Linked DNA regions of Homo sapiens: all the other regions are linked to region 2. A link is a contact called in ENCODE Hi-C or POLR2A ChIA-PET data. All regions are on one chromosome and are shown on one strand. The core of a region is the stretch at or near the end of the contact, and the rest is flanking DNA. Distances in the headings are between cores, read along the strand shown.

Region 1 (2,989 bases), core at 392-2,891, 460 kb after region 2:
CTTTTATCAACATCTTCTCTATTACACAAAGTATTTCGTATAACCAAAAATATTAGTTATAGGCTAGCATAAAAGGTAAAAAGCTGAAAAAGAACTTCAAGAAATCTTTCCTTCTTCTAAATCAGAAGGATTCCAACTACAGTAGTAAGAAAAAATATCTCAACGGCAAACACTGGAGAAAAGATTCGTTAAGGGGTTCATGTTATACCACAAGGACATACCCTTCAAGGAAATAATCTAAACTCATAACTCTTCCTGGGTTTGATAAGGAGCAATTAACTATCACGTACTGTTGTTCTTTCTTGCTGTTAACCACTGAAACACCTCAATTAATGAGTTCTCGGGGGTGAAGCGGTGTTCTTAAACACCACGTTGGAAAAAAAAAAAAAGTTAGGACAAAAAGGTTTGGTTTTCTGGTCGCAGTGCTGTCGACGGCCGCGGAGAGCGGCAAGTTCGGAGCAGGCTACACTAAAGGAATCTGCGCGGCCAGCCACCCTAAGTGGAAGGGAATGCAAAGCCTCCTGCAACCTCCACAGCGCTGGGCAGCAAGAATGCCTCCTAAGCGTCCCAACACTCCAACACCTGGAAGGTCTTACGCTTTCCAAGTTATAATATGTACAGCTGCTGTTTCTGACAATAACACACACAAACTGGAAGGTCTCTTCTGCAAATGTAGCTATTACGTGTGTGAAGCTCATCCGACTCTCTCGATGCAAAAGTAACACATTCTATTAAGGCCACAGCCTCGGTTTTGCCAACTGGGGCAACTGAAAACATCCTACCGACTCTCTACAGCTAGCAAACCATCTCGGCTAAAATCCTGGCACATATAAACAGCCACTTTGGTGAAGTCTGCCTTTAAACAGCAACACGGGACTTCGGGTAGAGCCGGTAACCAGTTTATCACACACTATTAGTTCCAATAAAGGGTGCTGCTACCTCTTTACTGTCAGCCTTGGTTCCACTTACTGAGCAAACAGAAAAAGGGGATCCTTTAAATTCGCGACACAATAGGAGCTAAAAAGCTCTCGCTTTCAGGGTGTCAGCTTTCTCGTCTCACTTATCACAACAAAGGACGCATCCTAGTGACTTCACCGTACCCAGAAAGGGCTGAGGGAGACGGTAAACAAGATAGTGTGGATTTCAGGATTTGTGAGTTTTTCCTTCCAGCTACGACTCTCTTTTTACTCCATGATACGCCTCCACCCGTCGACAATCTGATCCTAAAAATAAAACCACCCGTGGCTACCTTGCCCTTGCCTGCAAAGCCCCGACTCTGACATCCTGCAGAGAATACCCAATTGCAGGCTCTTCGCGGGGGACGCGGGCTCGGCAGCAGCGGAGCTTCTCCCGGTGCAGAATCGCCAGCCCGGCCGAGGAAACGCCAAGCCCGAGAAACAGCCCTGTTCTGCCGCAGCCGCCGCAGTCCCCGAGAGCCTGAGGAGCCCCCAGGAAAAACTGGGGCGAGGGGAGGGTGAGCCAGCAAACGCTGGTGGGAGAGGGGGAGACACTCACCCGCCCAGACAACAACCGATGGGGCGGGGAGGATGGGGGCCGGGACCGAGGCTCGGCAGAAAGACCGCCTGGAGCTTCCAGAAGGCTGCGGCTGCTCCGGACGCTGCTGCCACTGCCGTTTCTGGCCGCCGGCTTCCTCCCCCTCCTCTGTTTTGATTCGAGTGACCACGTCACTCTTAGCCACAAGACCCGGATCTGCCGGCTCCCGCGGGCGGCGGCGCAACAGATTGCAGCGCCTGGAGACTCCAGCTGCCCCGCCTGCCGAGCATGCGCATGCCCAGCGCCTGCCCTGTGCGTCCCGGGAAGCCGGGCGGGAGCCTGCGGCTTCGGACGCCTACGACACGCTGTGCGTGGGGGCGCGGAGTGCGGGGGATGTAGTTCCGGTTGGGAGGGGCGTGGCTGAGGACTGTGAAGCAATCGGGGCGAGGCCGGGTGTCTGTTCAACTCTCCCGCGTATCGTCTGTTTCTTCGGCGGCGGACAGTGTTCTGTAATGTGTCTCCCGTTGCCCGAGCTAAAGGTTTTCCTCGACGGAGTCTTTAGAATACCGTGGTAGAGGTAGACGCGGTTACAAATTGATGTCTGTTGAGACAGTCTACCCCTGTAAAGTGTTTTTGGTTACTCAGGCCCGGATGGAAATTGGAGATGGGGATTACAAAAATACATCAAATGTGGCTGTTATTGATTCCCTTTACCTTAACATTTTTGCACCGGAAACGACCAAAATTAAGTTCAACAGGAATATTAATAAAAGGAATATGTAGTCGGGCTTGGTGACTCATGCCTGTAATCCCAGCACTTCAGGAGGCAGAGGTGGGCGGATCACTTGAGGTCAGGAGTCCGAGACCAGCCTGGCCGACATGGTGAAACCCCATCTCCACTAAAAACACAAAAATTAGCCGGGCATGGTGGTGCCCGCTTGTAGTCCCAGCTACTCGGGAGGCTGAGGTGGAAGAATCGCTTGAACCCGGGAGGCGGAGGTTGCAGTGAGCCGAGATCGCGCCACTGCACTCCAGCCTGGGTGATAGTGAGACTTTGTCTCAAACTAAATAATTAAAGATATGTGACCAAAGATGACTTGCTGGTCAGGAGATAATGGGGAAGTAGGAGGGAATGCTGTGGCTAGGCAGCCAGCCAGCCCAAGTCTTAGTTGCTTTGGTTGTAGAGCTGGAATAAGAGTGCTGCTTTTACCCAATCTTCCTTTTAGAGCAAGTTGGTGCTTCCTATTCTCCCATTCTAGTCTCTGAGTCTCCCCGCTAAATTTTGGGGGCCCTGGAAATTTCCCAATTTGGCAAAATGCAGAACTATATTGTTTTCTTAGGTCCTTCAGTTGGCAAGCTTTAATTAAAATGGGACAAGTGGCGAAGTAAAAGTGAATCCCAAACAAAGATTTTACGAAAGTGCCTCTCTGCCAGTCTTGACGGAGAGGTGAAAGCTGCAAGCTTTCTTACTCAGATTTGATGACCTTTTCACTTA
Region 2 (3,009 bases), core at 50-2,549:
TACGATTAAGGGAATAAATTAATAATGTTTACTAAAACAGACCCAGATATCGGGATATCTGGAGAACAAAGGCATTCCTAATTTTGCTTTAAAGATAATAATATCAATTCCTGCAAAATAATTAAGAAAATTAATCTTTGATCACAAACCCTTGTAGCAGAGCACATCTCCCCATATATACAAGCATTGTACCTAGGGTGGATGCGTCCCTTCTCTTGCTTTCAGGAATGTCCTACTCTGTCTATGGAGTAGCTGTCCTTTCACCACTTTACGTGTTTTAATAAACTTGCTTTTCTCAGCACTGAGAACTCGCCCTGAATTCTTTCTTGCGCGCGATCCAAGAACCCTCTCTTGGGGTCTGGATCCGGACCCCTGTCGTAACGTAACTGAAAACCCCAGTGCAAAGGCATAGCACCCTACTTAAGAATTTGCAAACATTCATTATTAGTTATTTCAAATCATTGATTAACTTTCTCTAAGCCAATCAGATTCCTACCTGATGTCGAAAAGAAAAGCAAAAGGTAGACTGTTTCAACACTTTCAGACGCTTGGGTAAAAGATGCACTTTCATGCTATAAATAATGCAGCACAAATACTGTACAACAGGGCTTTATACTTGGGGAAAAGCTGCCAGATCCAAACTCTAAAGGAAAACTATTGGAGCTCATTTTTCCTGCCCACGTTAGCTAGCACATTTTGTTGACATTGAAAAAAAAAAAAGATTTTGGTGAAACTGAAAAAAAAAAAGCACCAACAACCCTACCTTGAAATAAACTATTGTACCTCTTATGCCTCCTCCCTTCTACCCCAGAAACCTGGAAGAAAAAAAGATATACCCGAGCTCGTCCAACCCCTCTTTGCGTGGACTGTATAGGAGTATTTAGCCCATCCTGCCTCCTTTAATCTAACATTCTGCGTCTTCTTTCCTTCAGCTTCTCGGCGCCCCCTTTGGCCAGCACTGACATCTTAGTCATCGCGGTCCAAAATTTACGCACGCGCCTTTGAGGGCTCACAGAGCCCGTCTCTCCCGGACGAATCTCATCCAATCAGAGCCAGCCAGGAAGCCGAGGCTCAGCAAGGCCTCGCGACGCCCAACTTCCCAGGGTTAGCGTCTCTGATGTCATGTGATTCCACCCTCCGCCTCTCACCCACCCTCGCAGAGGGCGGTGCGCTTGGCCCGGCCCCTCGAGGCACCGCCTTTCAATTAGCACTCGCTGATTGGTCGCTGCTCGCGCGGTCTCCTGGGTGACGGGAACGCGGTAGCCTGCTTGGTGGAGACCGGGTGCGCCTGCGTACTTCATAGTTCGCGTAGCGGCTCGAGCGTGGAGATGAAGGTAAATAACTTACAAATTCCCGGGGTGGGGCGGGAAAACGCGACTACTGGCCCTTGGTCGCTTTTAAAAGAGGATATCTGTCCCTCTCCCTTCTGAGTTCGTTGGAAATGAGGAAGAGAGAGAGAGAGAGAGGTGGCCAGAGAGAGCGGGGGCGAAGCTGAAGGGACGAGAGAAAGGAAAGAAAATAGGAGGAGAGGAGAGGGCGGAGAGAGAGGCCTCTCGTTTTGGGGACTGCAGACGCCGTAGAAGCGGTGCAGAAAGTGGGAACCCCTCCCTGGCCGAAATGAGCGGACTGGATCTAAAGATACCCCAGCTTCGCACGCGGAAAGAACTGGTCGAGTTAACGCGTTTGGAGGGTCGCTGTGAAGTTGACTGGGTCCGATGTCACGAGCTACCTCATTTCTTGGGGCTAAGCCTCTGGCAAGCCGCGCAGCTGCCCAGCGCCTTAAAAAGAATGAAAAGCCTCCTAAAGAATAACTTCAAAATGTATTACCTGTGACCAGTCCAATCACCTGCTAGCGAGTGTACATTATTGACGGGAAATCTGCACCCGAAAACTCAGGTCTCACGCTCATGTGCCTCATCCTCTGCACGCACGGTTTCTAGGCTTGGGCTTCTTGTTCACCCCACTTTCTGATTTATCAGAGCAGTCCCCCCTTGCTCTGCTCTGGCAAAGAAATGGAAGGCTTTTTTTTTTTTTTTTTTTTACTGAGTCTCGCTCTGTTACCCAGGCTGGAGTGCAGTGGCGCAATCTCTGCTCCCTGCAACCTCCACCTCCTGGGTTCAAGCGATTCTCCTGCCTCAGCCCCCCGAGTAGCTGGGACTACAGGCGCGTGCCACCACACCCAGCTAATTTTTTGTATTTTTAGTAGAGATGGGGTTTCACCGTGTTAGCCAGGATGCTGTCACTCTCCTGACCTCATGATCCCCCGACCTCGGGCTCCCAAAGTGCTGAGATTACAGGCGTGAGCCACCGCGCCCGGCTGGAAGGCTCAATTTTAAAATTATTTTAGATGTCCTCATGCTTCTTCGTGGCTATTAGTGTGGAAATTGGAATTGACGGACCAGTAATCATAACTCCCATTTTTATTTCTAAAGCTCTTTACAATTTATGAAATATTAGAAGTGAAGAGTTATTATTCATGATTTACAGTTGAGAATTTTTTGCTGGAGGCAATTTAAACGACTTACTTAAAGCCCTACAGCTAATAAGCTACAAACAAAATTTAAGTCTTGGTTTTTTGGTTGTGAAACTAGCAGTTTTTCCTCTGCACGGTATGTGGAGCATCTATAGAGCTCCACTGAAAAAAAATAATATGAAATCACAGCTAGAGGCAAGTCAGCCATTGAAGGTAATGAAATTCAAGTTTAAGGACTTCTCACTTGCATGAAGGAGTTCCAGGGTGAAATGGTCACAAAATTGCAAAAGTAAGATGCTTTTAAATATTCTTTCTTCATGAGTTTCTTTATGCTCTATAAAACTTTTATGTCCCATGATCATAGCCCACCTCTACTTTCAATAGAGGGGAATTTCTTCTTTAGCATGTAAAATGCTCATTGGGACAGGGTGCGGTGGCTCACGCCTGTAATCCCAGCACTTTGGGACGCCGAGGCAGGTGGATCACTTGAGGTCAGGAGTTCGACACCAGCCTGGCCAACATGGTGAAACCCTGTC
Region 3 (2,959 bases), core at 460-2,959, 420 kb before region 2:
AGCATGTGCACTGACCTGGTCACCTCAGTAGCTATATTTCTCACAGTGAACTCACGCTCGGTCTTGAGAGAAGGCCCTCCAACTCTGTGGCTCACCGGCACTGTCTTCCTGTGTCTGGGTAGGACCTAAACATGCACTCCTGGTGACTTAACTCAGGTGCTGCTTCCCAAGGAAGGTCACCTTAGCCACTAGGTGGCCTCCCTCCAAGTCTGTTTGTTGGTTAGGAAAATCTACACTAAGAAGAAACTATTGCTATGAGTCTAGTAACTCTTGAAAATGAATTTGCATTGAATTAAATCTAATAACAGCCAATAACATCTATATATATTCAGGGAAGGCTAGTATAGAGATATAAATTATGTTATCTACCAAGCCTCAGACCACGATTGTGGCATAGATAGACTTAGGGCCTCTTGCAACAGCTCCAAAGCTCTCCCTCCAAGTCTTCTCTAAGGCCAGCATTCTTCTTGTCCTATGGGCAACACATAGTCTAGACAGAGGGTAAGGGACATCAACAGAGTAACAACAAGCAGGTTGGTTGGTATTCGATTTTGCTTTGGAGACGAAGATGGCTTTACCTTACAATAAGCAGTCAGGTAGAGCTGGGGGTCATTTTGAGGGGGAAAATAACCCAAACAGAACTGTGTTTTAGGAGAATTAACCTTCCTAGGGTGTATAGGTTGAAGAATGAAAAGGAGATACTGCCCATGGTCTCTTTTTCTCTCTAGTGTAGCTTTTTCAAGCTAGAAGAATAACTATAACAACTTTCTGAAGTCAGTTTCCTCATCTGCAACTTCCCCCACAATCTCCCATCCAAGACCAAGGTAGCCTGATCCCACTAATCATCAGAGACCAGATGAAATCAGGTGTGTTCAGGATTGTACGGTGTGCCATCTATAAAGCACGTGGGGTGTGTTTCTACACTGGGGGTTCCCAGCCTGTGGGCTAAGAATACCGTGGAGAGCTTTGGAGCTGTTGCAAGAGGCCCTAAGTCTATCTATGCCACAACCGTGGTCTGAGGCTTGGTAGATAACATAATTTATATCTCTATACTACTCTTCCCTGAATATATATAGATGTTATTGGCTGTTATTGGATTTAATTCAATGCAAATTCATTTTCAAGAATTACTAGATTCATAGCAATAGTTTCTTCTTAGTGTAGATTTTCCTAACCAACAAATAGTACAAACAAAATGACTGCCACACAGGAGTCTGTAAAATAGAGATCACTATTTTGATCTCACTAAATTGTTCTAAGGTTCAAATGACTAAGTACATGGAGGTGCTTAGAACAGTGCTTGGGACACAGTAAATATGCAGCAAATGCCAACCATTATCATAAAGCAATTCTCATTCCTGAAAGGTGGGGCTCACTCATCTAGATGATCTCTAAAGCCATGCTTTGTGCCTCTGAGCTTTAATGGCTTTCTACATTTTATGAAAAATCTTGTGATGGGGGCAGACATTCTTTGAGATCTGTTGCTGTTGCTGACGCAGAAAGTGCCTTAGCCTATGAGCCATTCTTCTAAGCTTGGATAGAAGGCGTCCTTGGAAGAGGGCCCATATCTCTTCAATTGACAGTGTGGCCCAGAGAGGCCGCAGTCGGAGACCTCTGGGCACTAACACAAGGGCGGTCTGTTTCCTCCAGGGAGGAATGAACTGACTTCTGTTGTGTCCCACGCAGCTCGTCCACTGCAAAGCTCAGCGAAAAATACTAAAGTGACCTCAAGGTGGCACTGCAACCCAAAATTTCACACAAGGGCACACAACCTCAGTTCATTTTGGGGGGTTTTTGTGTTTTTTTGTTAATTTTTGTTTTTTGATCATATCAATTATTTTTATTATCTTTAGAAATAGAAACACAAAACTTAAGAATTTTGTAGAGAATTTGAGTGACTTTAAGAGTGTGTCCTCAGAGTCCAGTTTAAAAAAACAATTCTTCCGACTTTAAAGTCCTGGAGTTGCAGGAAGTATCCTGTCTTCAGGTGAGGGTCTCAGAGGTGATTTATTCCTGAAGTTGGGTATTTGCAAGCTTTTCAAAGCTTTCAGAGCTATCATCATCAGAGGGCCACAAGATGGAGAAGGCACTCCTTGAAATATCCTTTATTTTAGGAAAATAATTTTTCAAAAATTTCAATAGGTTTTGGTGGAACAGATTGTGTTTGGTTACACGCATAAGTTCTTTAGCGGTCGTTTCTGAAATTTTGGTGCCCTCATAACCCAACCAGTGTACGCTGTACCCAATTTGTAGTCTATTATCCCTCACCCCCCCGCTCCCACCCTTTCCCCCGAGGTCCCAAAGTCCATTGTATCATTCTTATGCCTTTGTGGCCTCATAGCTTAGCTCCCATTTATAAGTGAGAACATGCGATGTTTGATTGTCCATTCCTGAGTCACTTCACCTAGAATAATGGTCTCCAATTCCATTCAGGTTGCTGCAAATGCCATTATTTTATTCCTTTTTAAGGCCTTCAGTTTATTTTTTTTAATGATATATGATAGTTTACATATTTATGGAGTACATGTGCTATTTTGTTATATGCATCAAATGTGTAATGATCAAGTCAGGGTATTTGGAGTCTCCATTACCCTGAGTATCATTTCTACGTGCTGGGAACATTTCATGTTCTCTCTTCTAGCTACTTTGAAATATACAATACATTGTTGTTAACTAGAGTCACCCTACTCTGCTATTGAACACCTCCCCCCGTGCAAAAAAAAAAAAAGGATTGTATTGCTCAGTTCATTTTTAAAGCCTTCTTTCTCAAACTTTACTGTGCATAAAATCCAGCCAGGATCTTGCTAAAATGCAGCTTCTGAATCAGTAGGCCTGGGATGGAGCCTGAAATTCTGCATGTCTGACGTCTCTCAGGTGATGCGAACGCTGCAGCCTGGTTTTAGCTGGAATATAGCTTTCAGCAATTCTCTGCTGTTGTTTCTAATTAGGGACAGGAGTG
Region 4 (2,850 bases), core at 101-2,600, 380 kb before region 2:
CATAGCTTCAGTTTTATGTCGAGCTAAATTAATTGACTCAAATATCTTCTATTTGCCTAACCTCCATCTTGCCCTTTCATTTAAAGTCATTAATTTTAAGTACTCAGTTTATGAAACCATTCTTATTTCTATAATTAAGAAATCAAAATGTTATACACAGGAATAACTGATTTTTAATACTTCCAGGATCTTTGAATTTTATATACCAAACTTGCTAAATCCATGAAAATCAATGTCTCAGTTTCCTAGACCAAAGAATTTTTTGATCAACGTCTTAATGACCATGACTGAGCCTCATCTATTTTAGAACCTTTAAACTCTTTTACTATCCAAAAAATAAGCTGAGCAGAAAAGGATGCTTTAATTTGAAAGTGTAAAATGCCTCTAGGTGAGCTTCTGTGAATTTTCATTATTATGATAGGTTTAGCCTCACATTATATGATACAATGAATCAATACATTTAATTTGTCTTCTTTTGGAGACTTTGGAGGCATCAAATCAAGGCTTTGACTGGTCTTAATGGACAATACCCATACAATCTATCTGGCCCATTAAGTTTAGTCCTGTAAATATTTACTAAGGGCCTTCTCTGCACAAGACCAAATAGCTATTAACCAAAGGTTAAAAGAATCTGAGACAGTTCAAGAACTGTTCTGCTTTGCTTTCTATGCGGTTTTGTGAACTCTTGCTTTGTTATAAAACAAATTCACTTTCAAGTCTTTTGACCAAATTGGATGTAGCCTGGGAAACATTTTCAAAACCTGCAATTCTACCTCACGTCTAGCTCCCCAGAACAGTGTTAGTGGCCTGAGAAACAGAAGGACTAGCTAGTGGGAAGGCCCCAGAGAGAAAAACTGAAACAAACCTGGCCACAAAAACAGAAGAGCTGAACAGCAGCATTGCCTCCGGGAGTAACTGACTTATATCTCATTTTCTTTAACACTGAGAAGAGAATACAAATGGCGGGATTAGGTGAAGAGAAATGCTGTCAAAATCAACAACTAGCAGCTGCTCTGGAAGAAAACCAGAAGACGTGTGTGACCCAAATATTCATTTCCCAACTCAAAAATATTTCCTATAAGCAAATCACACACGAGGTGTTATTCCCAGAGGAGTGTGGGGACTTTCTCTGATTTAGGACTCAGAACTGATACACAAATGCCAGTACAAACTACACAGTAACTATATACATATCAGAAATATAACCCACTTAGAAAAACACCCAGGACTTACACAGATTTTTGAGACTTCTGTACTTAATAACTAGCTATACAATTATTTTCTTTTACAAAAGAAAAGAATGTGTTGCTTACCAAGACAACCTGCTTGTCTGTTCCATTTGGCAGTCTGTAAGAAATTCAAGCACTTCCTTGAATTTATTTCACTGTTAACCACATTTGGTGTTGAAAACAAAACAAAACAAAAAGGCTGTTTTATGCCACCTACCGAATTCCACTGGAATTACATTACATAGTTAAGAATAAACTTATTTTCTCTTATTCATATGTAGCATAGTCTGTGGGTTACCTGATAGGCCTGTATTAAAATAGAATCACGTTTCTATGGTTCCAAATTTCACTACAGTCAGTTTACTATTGTCTACACTGATGAAGTAAATGAGGTAATGTTAATAATCCACAGATCATAATTGGCTGAATTCAAAATGCTTACCGTGGTGGCTATGCTTGGCAGAAGTGTGCGTCTGGGTGTGTTTCGGCTGCTTTGTTTTTCCTCTTGCCTTTTCATCCATCCACTATTAAAAGTGGAAAGAGGGAGGGGTCGAGATTAAAGTTTTGCTGAAGCACACTCGTAAAGAGGGAAGATCATTCATGTGCTGGTTACAGGATGGATGTTAATCACGTCTTTTTTGACAAGTTGATTTTCAGAGAAAATTTGGTGCTGAATTTTTTTCCACTGATCTTTTCAAGCTTTCTTCAAAACATATTTTTGTAAACCCTAAGTGAAAAATATGCTAAGAAGAAAAGAGATTCTTAGCGTGTTTTTCACATAGGGTTTATAAAAATCCTGGGGTTTGTTGACAGCATGTTCAAGGAAGACATTCTGATAGCTCTACTCTTGCCTTTTCCAGTAATGACAACAACAAAATAACAACACAATAAATGGGCAAATAAAGCTATGGGATTCCAGCTGACTGCCTCTGAAGTTGATCTCAGCCTGCATGGTGTCCAGTCAAAACCGGATGTGGGGATGACAAAACTGCCTCCCTTCCTTCCCTCCACGGTTCTCTCCCGTAATCAGCTTTTCTACCACACAGCGAGCAAGGCCAACTTCCCTAAACTAAGAATGCTGAGATTCTTTTCGACTTATAATGTTCTGACTGTCTCTCTCTGTTTCCCCTTACCTCAGAATTTGTTTAATAGAGGAAATATGTTATGTCTACAGATATTTTCTGAAACTGAAAGAATGAAACCACCCACCTGCCATTTCCTCCCTGAGACCCATAACTGGACAGGAGGGAGGTGTCTTTGACTAAGAATTTAGTTCCTGGCTCCCAAAGGCATTGACTTTGTGAATCCAGGCTGAGGGAGCAATGCCCAGGGGAGGGAAGTGGGCAGGGCAGTAAGGGAAGCTTCTCAGCACTCTGAATTCCTGTTTTTCCCCACAGACTCATCCCCACTACTCCCAGTTGTGTACATGATTACAAGTGTGTGTGTCTCTGCCCACCCCTAGCCCATACCTGGGCATTTCTTTTTGGATTCAGGGCAGTAAAAATATGCTGTCAATTAGATGTAATCTGTAGTTAGTTGTGTTTTTTTTTAACAAAACCTTATTGATATATAATTCACAAACCATAAAAAATTTCACCTTCCATAAAAAATTTCACAAACG

What was found. Hi-C counts contacts between places; a loop is a spot of excess contacts on that map. ChIA-PET counts read pairs that join two places held with the same protein, here RNA polymerase II (POLR2A). Pooled maps may share reads with other maps.
Region 1: a loop to region 2 is called in a map of CD8-positive, alpha-beta T cell, with 6 times the contacts of the local background. The contact joins the promoter of SMIM14 here to the promoter of WDR19 in region 2. A Hi-C loop is called at or near these places in 8 of 168 maps with a recorded cell type or tissue (CD4-positive, alpha-beta T cell, CD4-positive, alpha-beta memory T cell, CD8-positive, alpha-beta T cell and 4 more), 1 of 37 single-sample maps with no recorded cell type and 21 of 50 pooled maps. POLR2A ChIA-PET finds 5 or more read pairs at or near these places in 2 of 52 experiments (GM12878 and T-cell).
Region 3: a map of B cell shows a loop between it and region 2 (17-fold over the local background). The contact joins the enhancer-like site here to the promoter of WDR19 in region 2. A Hi-C loop is called at or near these places in 3 of 168 maps with a recorded cell type or tissue (B cell, PC-9 and naive thymus-derived CD4-positive, alpha-beta T cell), 22 of 37 single-sample maps with no recorded cell type and 18 of 50 pooled maps. POLR2A ChIA-PET finds 5 or more read pairs at or near these places in 5 of 52 experiments (Panc1, activated B cell, activated CD4-positive, alpha-beta T cell and 2 more).
Region 4: a map of CD8-positive, alpha-beta T cell shows a loop between it and region 2 (22-fold over the local background). The contact joins the promoter of TLR1 here to the promoter of WDR19 in region 2. A Hi-C loop is called at or near these places in 2 of 168 maps with a recorded cell type or tissue (CD8-positive, alpha-beta T cell and naive thymus-derived CD4-positive, alpha-beta T cell), 3 of 37 single-sample maps with no recorded cell type and 14 of 50 pooled maps. POLR2A ChIA-PET finds 5 or more read pairs at or near these places in 1 of 52 experiments (BJ).

Annotation. Positions count from the first base shown.
Region 1 is chr4:39,637,224-39,640,212 of GRCh38, forward strand. SMIM14 (small integral membrane protein 14) reads right to left here and starts at 1,642. Exons shown (of 5, transcript NM_174921.3): 1 at 1,516-1,642. SMIM14-DT (SMIM14 divergent transcript) reads left to right here and starts at 1,917. Exons shown (of 6, transcript NR_183845.1): 1 at 1,917-2,071. RefSeq lists an enhancer at 1,584-2,301.
Region 2 is chr4:39,181,230-39,184,238 of GRCh38, forward strand. It overlaps WDR19 (WD repeat domain 19), which reads left to right and starts at 1,300. Exons shown (of 37, transcript NM_025132.4): 1 at 1,300-1,334. The coding sequence starts at 1,329. RefSeq lists enhancers at 969-1,148, 1,000-1,294, 1,419-1,568, 2,269-2,338.
Region 3 is chr4:38,758,007-38,760,965 of GRCh38, forward strand. It overlaps the pseudogene RNA5SP158. Among named protein-coding and RNA genes, the nearest start is that of TLR10, 24 kb to the right of the region's middle. Within about 2 kb of position 1,710, at least 9 of the 41 ENCODE cell types and tissues checked have a DNase peak (open chromatin) inside an H3K27ac peak, as active enhancers do; they include B cell, where a contact is called at or near this core.
Region 4 is chr4:38,803,441-38,806,290 of GRCh38, forward strand. It overlaps TLR1 (toll like receptor 1), which reads right to left and starts at 1,351. Exons shown (of 4, transcript NM_003263.4): 1 at 1,314-1,351; 2 at 866-942. RefSeq lists enhancers at 551-600, 837-1,006, 873-1,042, 950-1,119, 1,054-1,223 and 1 more.